2 separate regions of the Homo sapiens genome follow, and region 2 is linked to region 1. A link is an interaction called in ENCODE POLR2A ChIA-PET data of the cell type or tissue named here. Cell type or tissue: GM12878. All regions are shown on one strand. Links, peaks and the distances in the headings refer to the core of each region. The heading gives the core; the rest is flanking DNA.

Region 1 (4,384 bases), core at 101-4,100:
AGCCTGCGGGCTCCGTGTTGGGCTCTGTCATGGGGAAGACACGATGGGACACACTGAGGCCTGGGGTGGGGTCCCCATGGAGGGGGATTATGGAACCTCCAACAGTGGTGGCAATAAATCCACAAAGCAAAGCAACCTCGATCAGTGAGAGGCAGGCGGGTCACCTCAGCAGCTGGGCTCCCACCTGCTCGCAAATCTTTCCCATCCAGCTATACGGACTGAGCGTGGGTGTCTCCAGAACACCCCACCTCTTAGACTTAAGTCAACTGCAGGACAGCACTAGCTAGCTTTTCCGGAGAGGAATGCTCGGCTCCAGGCTTTCTGCCTGCTGCCCATGGTGACACTGCTTACATGTACCATTCTCCAATTCCCCCTCCTCACCCTGCACATCCGCCAACCATGTGCGCGACTGGAACGGAGACCATGGTGGGGAATGGGTTGCGTTCTTTCGGGGACTGGGCTGTGGATGAAGGCAGAGCTGGCAGACAGGGATGTGGGCAAGGGCCCTGGCATCACGTGACCCCCTGCCGCCTTTTCTCCCTCTCCTTTTCCAGGAAGAAAGCACCATTGAGAATTATGCGTCACGACCCGAGGTAAGCCGTCTGTTTTCCCCGGCCCTCCAGCCACGAGTCTGTCCTCTCTCTCTTTTTGCTTCTTAGCAACTTTCCTAACACCCTGCGTTTCTGCCTAGGCCTTTAACACCCCGTTCCTGAACATCGACAAATTGCGATCTGTGAGTACGCTTCTCTGGTGCTACCCCCACGAATACCCTCATCACAGAGGGGATAAACGCCTTGGTAGAGAGCTTGCAAAGCTGCCACGGTTCCTTCACCTTCTCCAGAGGGCTGGGGGCTAAGCTCTGGCCTCCCCTGGAGCTGACCTGCTTCTGCTGTCTCTCTTCCTCCTCAGGCGTTTAAGGCTGATGAGTTCCTGAACTGGCACGCCCTCTTTGAGGTGAGTGCTCCGGCGCCCCTTGCCCTCCTCGGTTGTCTGCAGTCATCCCAGGGTAGTGGCCACACATTTTGGCTTTAAATGTATGGGTTGGTTCCTGATCTCTGGGAGGGAGTGACTGTCCTGCCTGGATGCTGCCCAATGGGCTGTCAACGGAAGAAAGCTTCCCCCGGCGCCAGTCCTGGCTACCCGTGTTTTCCTAAGATGGTGGTGGAGGAGCAGGGCCCCAAGGACAATTGCAGAAGAGGAAGAGGCTAATCGGTCAAGATTTTATTTGAATCCCCTCATCCTCTATGGAAAAACTGAGGCCCACCCGCACTTAGAAGGCAAAGTCAGCGACAGAGCTGGGGCCCGCGTCTCCTGACTCTGCACTGACTTCTCACATGGCCTCATGCGAACGCCTTCAGCTCCCTCGGCCTCCGCTTCCTCTGTGATGTGGGGATGATGACAATTCCCACCACAAAAGGTTGCTGTAAAAACCCACTGAAATCATGCTTGTAGAGCAGCCCGTGCAAGGCAGACACAGACTAAGGCCTCAGGAAATATTAGCTCTTGATAAAGTAATGACAAAATAATGACATTATTGTTACTATGGTTACTGTGGGAGTTCATTAAGGGAATGCTTACCCATCCATGCCCGGCTGACCTGCAACACATCACTCTCTTTCTCTTTCTTTCTTTTAGTCTATCAAAAGGAAACTTCCTTTCCTCAACTGGGATGCCTTTCCTAAGGTAAGAGGTGTGGGCATTAGGAGGGTATGGAGCTTGGGGGTAAGGGAAGAAGCAGAAGATATGGGAGAGAGAGTGGGGACAGGGAAAGGAGGATCAGCCTTCTCACCAAACTGAAGGGAGGTCTTAGCTACTACATATAGAGGAGAACGGGAACTCACACCGAGGCAGAAATTCCTTTCCATCCATGCCATCCTATACTGGGCACCCACGGGTTCCCCATCTAACCCTGACCCCTCTCCCTCTAGCTGAAAGGACTGAGGAGCGCAACTCCTGATGCCCAGTGACCATGACCTCCACTGGAAGAGGGGGCTAGCGTGAGCGCTGATTCTCAACCTACCATAACTCTTTCCTGCCTCAGGAACTCCAATAAAACATTTTCCATCCAACAGCTCCTGTATCTGCGTCTCTGTCCTCCTACTGGGCTTTACAAAGGAATTAAGATGGAATGAGCCCCAAGGCTGATAGGTAGAAATCTTGACTTCCAAGAGGAGAGTAAGTAGGGAGACAGGAGGAAATAGAAAGGACACACCAAGATGGCAAGAGACCCCCTTGTGTCTTAGCTCCTTAGTGTTGGCTGGGATCCTTGAGGAGCATGAAGCTATGACTTGCTTAGTAAGATGCTCAGGGAATCTCTAAACCAAAAGGTATCTGAGACAGGTCTCATTCTCTTAAGGGGGAGCTCCTGGACCCAGAAAACTGTCCTGTTGGTTTGAGCAATAAAGACAGCTCAAACCAGTACCAAGCAACGATAGATTTGTCAGAGGTCAGGGCCACCTCCATTCAGAGGCCATTCACGGGTTGCCAATTTGTAACCCAAAAAGTATCTGAGACAGGTCTCAATCAATTGAGAAGTTTATTTTGCCAAGGTTAAGGACAATGCCGGGGAGAAAAAAATACAGAATCAGAGGAACAGTCTGTGGTCTGTGCCTTTCTCCAAAGATGATTTTGAGAGCTTCAGTATTTAAAGGGGAAAAGCGGGGAAAGAGGGAGGGAATGGTCACATCACTGAATCCACATGTTATAAGAGAAAAGGAGCAGGTAGGGGAATAGTCCATTATATATTTGTCTCATGCTCAGTAAATCCAGCAGTTTACATAAGATATGGTGAACATAGAATAGCTATCTGTTGAGATAGTTAACCTTTTACCTGTAGCTATCTGTTTAGGAACAAAAGGAAAGGCAGCTTCTGGCATGTCTCAGCTTTCGGCTTATCTTTTTTCCTTTCGACAGAGTGAATTGGGGTCCCAAGTTTTTATTTTCCTTTCACAAATCAAACCTACTCCCTGACCTGTTGGCATTCCCCCTTACCTACCTTCTGAAAACCTGATTCCCTTTGTAGTGGCGATTTTGTGTAACAGAGCTATCTGAAATCCAAAGTTCAGGACCCAGCTTCAATCACATGAGCCCATCTGAAATCCTTTTTTTTTTTGGAATTAGGTGGGCTCTAAATAAAGAAAACTAGCAGCGTGACCTTGAGTCTTCCTAAGCCTCTGTTTCTTTATCCGTGAAATGAGTATGGAGATAAATAAGAATGATAACCACTCTGTGGTGTTGTTATGAAGGTCAAATGACATAAGTATATAAAGCCCCTTGCACACGGCCAGGCATATAGTAGATAGTGTATCTCTACTCCCCCAGTTTCAACCAGAGAGCAGCCGCAATGATCCAGATTCACTCATTCACTCGCGCATCCATCCATCCACCCAGCCATCCACCCACCCATCCACCCATCCACCCACCCATCCATCCATCCATCCATCCATCCATCCATCCATCCATCCATCCATCCATCCACTGCAAAGATCTTGAAACATGAAATGGATTTAGTTTTGCTTCCTGTAGATGTATTTTCTCTGACCCAATTTGTGTACTTAAAATACTAAACTAGTTGGAATTGTTTCTGGTTTCTCTTGAAAACTGGGAAGATTAGAGAACAGTGGACCTGCGACTGGCTTAAAGCCAAGTAGCAGCTGCCCTCTTTACACAGGACATGGCTTCCAGGGAACTTTCTACTTGGCAAGCTTCACTTGTTTACATTGCCTTTGGCCTTTATAAGCAACTGCGTTTGTAAACCATCAACTGCAGTTTAATCGAGGAAGTGGACTACAAGGGAAATTAAACTTGGTTCCTACTTTCAAGGCGCTTACAGACCAGGTGAATGAGACATGTAAATGTTCCTGGCCGGGCACGGTGGCTCACACCTGTAATCCCAGCACTTTGGGAGGCCAAGGTGGGTGTATCCCTTGAGGTCAGGAGTTTGAGACCAGCCTGGGTAACATGGCAAAACCCCATCTCTACTAAAAACACAAAATTAGGTGGGCGGATCACATGAGGTCAGGAGTTCGAGACCAGCCTAGCCAACATGGTGAAACCCCATCTCTACTAAAAATACAAAACTGAGCCGGGTGTGGTGATGCATGTCTGTAATCCCAGCTACTCAGGAGGCTGAGGCACGAGAATCGCTTGAATCCGGAAGGCGGAGGTTGCAGTGAGCCAAAATTGTACCACTACACTCCAGCCTCGGTGAGAGAGCAAGACTCTGTCAAAAAAAAAAAAAAAGTTGCTTATGCTCTTCCTTCCAATACACACAAAGGAGAGGAAAGCTATAAATGGAATAACCAACAGAGAAGAAAACTATGGACACTGGTGAAATGCCACAATCAGTTGAAATACTTAGTGAAGATTGTGCACTCACAAACTA
Region 2 (4,384 bases), core at 205-4,204, 150 kb after region 1:
TTTTTTGAGATGGAGTCTCACTCGTCACCCAGGTTGGAGTGCAGTGGTGCGATCTCAGCTCACTGCAAGCTCCGCCTCCTGGGTTCATGTCATTCTCCTGCCTTGGCCTCCCAAGTAGCTGGGACTACAGGCGCCTGCCATCATGCCTGGCTAATTTTTTGTATTTTTACTAGAGATGGGGTTTCACCATGTTAGCCAGGATGGTCTCGATCTCCTGACCTTGTGATCCCCCCGCCTCGGCCTTCCAAAGTGCTAGGATTACAGGCGTGAGCCACCGCACCCGGCCTAAGTGCTCACCTTCTTAGAGAGGTCTCTCTCCATCACTCCCCTCTCTCGGCCTTATTTTTTTCCTAACACACATATCACTACCTACAATAGTGTTGTATATTTCTTTGTTAACATTGCTTTGTTCCAGATTCTAATGTCTTGGCTCATGCTCTGTATTTCTTTGGTAATCCATTTGTTGTCTGTCTCTTTCACTGCAGCGCTGGCTCCGCGTGGGGCAAGAGTTTTGCTCACTGCTGCACCCTGCCCACCGCCCCATGCCCCCCATTGGCAGCCGTAATAAGGCCTGGTACCTAGTAGGTTCATGATACGTATTTATTGAATGAATGAGGCACAAGATAATGATGCGAAAAAAATCCCCACCAAGAGGGGAACAAAAAGACCTAACCAGATAATCCCCAATTCATGTCATGGCTTGAGGATGGACCATTTTATTCTGTTAGGCTAGAGCAAATCTTTTTCCCGAAACACCAGGGCTGACAAGGCGGCGTGACCAGGGCTGGAGGATGCCGCCGTCTGTGCAGGCTTCCCCCTGCCCTGGGTGCATGCCCCCTGCGGGGCTGGGGAGAAGGTGACACAGACCTTGCCCTTCCCACAGGCATGCCGGGGAGACTCACGCTTCACGTTCAGCTGCACCGTGTCATTGGAGAGGAACTTCCCATCTGCATCCTGAAGCTGGCAGGTCACAATCTTCCCATGGTGACTCCACTGTGGGGAGAACTTGAGCTCGCTCCGGGTGAAGACAGACTTGATGGTCAAGGAGGTCGAGGTGACAGCAGCCTGCCTCATTGGAACCCCCTCTAGGAGCCACTGCAATTGGATCGGATACCCATAGCAGGAGAAATTCAGCAAGCAGGTCAGAGTGACTTCCTGGGACTCTTGAATTTCTGGAGGGAGCTGGATATGAGGTGGAAAAGGCCTTTCTGCAAAAGAACAGAGCCCGTGCAGGAGCCTGGGGGACTGAGGACGTGAGCGTACACCTGGCTTTAGATGTCCTGTCCCAAATCACCCCTCAGGAACCCCTTGCCACTTCATTCCACCTCTCTCCAGTCCTGCTTTGTTTTTTTGTTGTTATTGTTGTTGTTGTTGTGTTGTTGTTTTTTTGAGATGGAGTTTCCCTCTGTCACCCAGGCTGGAGTGCAGTGGCGCGATCTTGGCTCGCTGTAACCTCTACCTCCCCAGTTCAAGTGATCCTCCTGCCTCAGCCTCCCGAGTAGCTGGGATTACAGGTGCCCACCACCACACCCAGCTAATTTTTCTGTATTTCTAGTAGAGACAGGGTTTCGCCATGTTGGCCAGGCTGGTCTTGAACTCCTGACCTCAAGTGATCCTCCCGCCTTGGCCTCCCAAAGTGCTGGGATTACAGGTGTAAGCCACCACACCCGGCCTCTTTTTTTCTTTAGAGACAGGGTCTTGCTTTGTCACCCAGGCTGGAGTGCAGTGGCGCAATCCTAGCTCACTGTAGCCTCAACCTCCTAGGCTCAAGCAATCCTCTCACCTCAGCCCCCTGAGTAACTGGGACTACAGGCATGTGCCACCACACCTAGCTAGTTTTTTAAACATTTTGTAGAGACAGGGTCTTGCCATGTTACCCAGGCTGGTCTCAAACTCCTGGGCTCAAACGATCCTCCGATCTCAGCCTCCCAAAGTGCTGGGGTTACAGGCGGGAACCACTGCACCCAACGCAGTCCTGCTTTTCTCCACTTTGAATCACTTTTGCTCACCCGAAATCCCCTCTGAAAGGCCTTGACCACACTAAGCCTCCTTGGGAACTGTGATCTACTTTTCTTTCATGCTCATTGCCGGATGTCTGCTTTCTGAATGATTGCAAAGTTCTATTCCCACCACCTCACCACCTCTTTTTTTTTTTTTTTTTTTTTTGAGACAGAGTCTCGCTCTGTCGCCCGGACTGGAGTGTAGTGGCGTGATCTCAGCTCACTGCAAGCTCCACCTTCCGGGTTCACGCCATTCTCCTGCCTCAGCCTCCTGAGTAGCTGGGACTACAGGCGCCTGCCACCACGCCTGGCTAACTTTTTGCATTTTTAGTAGAGACAGGGTTTCACTGTGTTAGTCAGGATGGTCTCGATCTCCTGACCTTGTGATCCGCCTGCCTCGGCCTCCCAAAGTTCTGGGATTACAGGCGTGAGCCACCGTGCCCGGCCTATTCCCACCACCTCTAAGTGAATTTTATCAGTTTAGTTCACGGACTTTTCAGCTTTGACAAACTTGTGTTACTTTCATGGCTTCCTTCAGTATTGCAGCCATCCACGCACCGCATTCCTTTAGTGGAGTGGGTCTGTGTGCACCCAGCCTCAGCTCTCCCCAAGGCTGGACCACCTCCTTCAGACAGCGGGGTCTGAAGTTGCATTGCTCACCCCAAATTTAAGGCTGCTCAGAACTGCCCATCCGGGAAACGGTGTGGAACGGAGTGACCACACTCCCTGTGGCAGGGGCCCCCCACACCTGTGTTTGATGGGTCAAAGCCACCCCTACATGTGCAGTGCTATAACTGAACCTATGTTATAAAAATTATAAGATGTTCGTTTTACTTCTTTTCTTTTCTCTTTGTCCTTTCCTTCCTCCATGCATGATTAGTTACATTTGGTCATTTCAGTAGCAGGTAACCATTAATTCACTCATAATTGTTTAACTTACATCCTGACTCCCTGGCAGCTGCCTGCAAGATAAATGAACTTGTCTCTCTTTCAAAGAACAATGATCCTTAGGTCACACAGACCTCCTTGATGACATCCAGAAATTTGATGAGCCGAGGGGCACAACAGCTTTGACGATCGGGAGGTCACCTCCTGCACACCTACTTTACTCATAAAAGCCCCCACTAACGCTCAAAGTCAGGTCAGATTTGAGAGTTTCTCTCTTCTGTCCCCTTGCTTTGGCTAAATTAAATAATCCTATCTCAGCTTCTAAGCACTGAGGTGTCAGTGTTTGGCTGACTACGCATCGGGAGCTCAAACCTGGCCTTTGGGGTTCAACAACAGTGTCATCTGACCTTGAAGAGCTCATGAGAACTTGCCATGAACATTAACATGCTGGGAGATTTCACTGGAAAATCTAGATTTCCATCGTCTCTTGAAAAATCAGAAGATCAGGCCGGGTGCGGTGACTCATGCCTGTAATCCTAATGCTTTGAGAGGTTGAAGCAGGAGGATTGCTTGAGGCCAGGAGTTCAAGACCAGCCTGGCAACATAGCAAGACCCATTTCTACAACAAATTAAAAAGTTAGCTGGGCATGGTGGCATGCACCTGTGATCCTAGCTACTTTGGAGGTGGGAGGATTGCTTGAACCCGGGAGATCAAGGCTGCAGTGAGCTGAGATCGCGCCACTGCACTCCAGCCTGGGTGATGACAGTGCGAGACCCTGTCTCATAAAAAGGGAAAGGAAGGGGAAGGGGAAAAGAAGAGGAAAAAAAGTAAAACAAACATTTTATGATTTTTATAACACAGGCTCAGTTATGGCACTGCACATGTAGGGGTGGATTTGACCCATCAAACACAGGTCTGGGGCCTCTGCCCTAGGGAGTGTGGTTACTCCGTTCCACACCCAGTTTCCTCTATAGGGAGCTCTGAGCAGCCCTAAGTTTGGGGTGAGCGATGCAGCTTCAGACCCCAATGTCTGAAGGGGGCGGTCCAGCCTGGGGGAGAGCTGAGGCTGGTTACATGCAGACCCACCCCACTAAAGGAATGCGGTGCTTGGATGGTTCCAGTACTAAGGCCAAACACGAGTTTGTCACAAAAGCTGAAAAATACATGGTGAGAAAGAAAGAGGGAAAGATCAGGAGATCCGATAACTTTGGAATCCAGGTCCCAGAGGGGCAGGAACTGAGGGTCAGATGGGACATCCGAGGTCCCGCAGCTCTGTCTAGTGCTGCTGCATCGCCATCGTCATCCGCTGGCGTCCCCTGCCTGAGCTCTGCAGGAAGCTCGGTTTGTGAGCTCTGTGCCAGGAGTCAGGTATTTCCTGCCTCCCACTCACCCCTGCCCAGAGCAGAGGACCCGCTCCCCGAAGGCCTTACCAGAGACATTGAGGTGTATTCGTTCCATCCATTTCTCAGTCTTGGACTCCATCCTCAGCCCCAGC

The links. ChIA-PET counts read pairs that join two places held together with the same protein. Peaks named below come from ENCODE experiments on the same cell type or tissue, not always from the same donor. Only the 100,000 strongest peaks of a DNase experiment are listed, where the experiment ranks them.
Region 2: POLR2A ChIA-PET joins it to region 1 with 7 read pairs; 2 of 35 experiments call an interaction of 5 or more read pairs at or near these places.

What each region holds. Positions count from the first base shown.
Region 1 is chr19:35,485,011-35,489,394 of GRCh38, reverse strand. It overlaps KRTDAP (keratinocyte differentiation associated protein), which reads left to right. Exons shown (of 6, transcript NM_207392.3): 2 at 555-593; 3 at 692-733; 4 at 910-954; 5 at 1,636-1,683; 6 at 1,929-2,071. The coding sequence ends at 1,967. Among named protein-coding and RNA genes, the nearest start is that of KRTDAP, 3.3 kb to the left of the region's middle. In GM12878, for the core only: no CTCF peak of the experiment used is centred there; no DNase peak of the experiment used is centred there; H3K27ac peaks cover 259 bases.
Region 2 is chr19:35,332,860-35,337,243 of GRCh38, reverse strand. It overlaps CD22 (CD22 molecule), which reads right to left. Exons shown (of 14, transcript NM_001771.4): 3 at 4,320-4,384; 4 at 903-1,208. Among named protein-coding and RNA genes, the nearest start is that of CD22, 5.9 kb to the right of the region's middle. RefSeq lists a silencer at 3,730-3,939. In GM12878, for the core only: no CTCF peak of the experiment used is centred there; a DNase peak (open chromatin) is centred at 2,073; H3K4me3 peaks cover 3,470 bases; H3K27ac peaks cover 3,385 bases.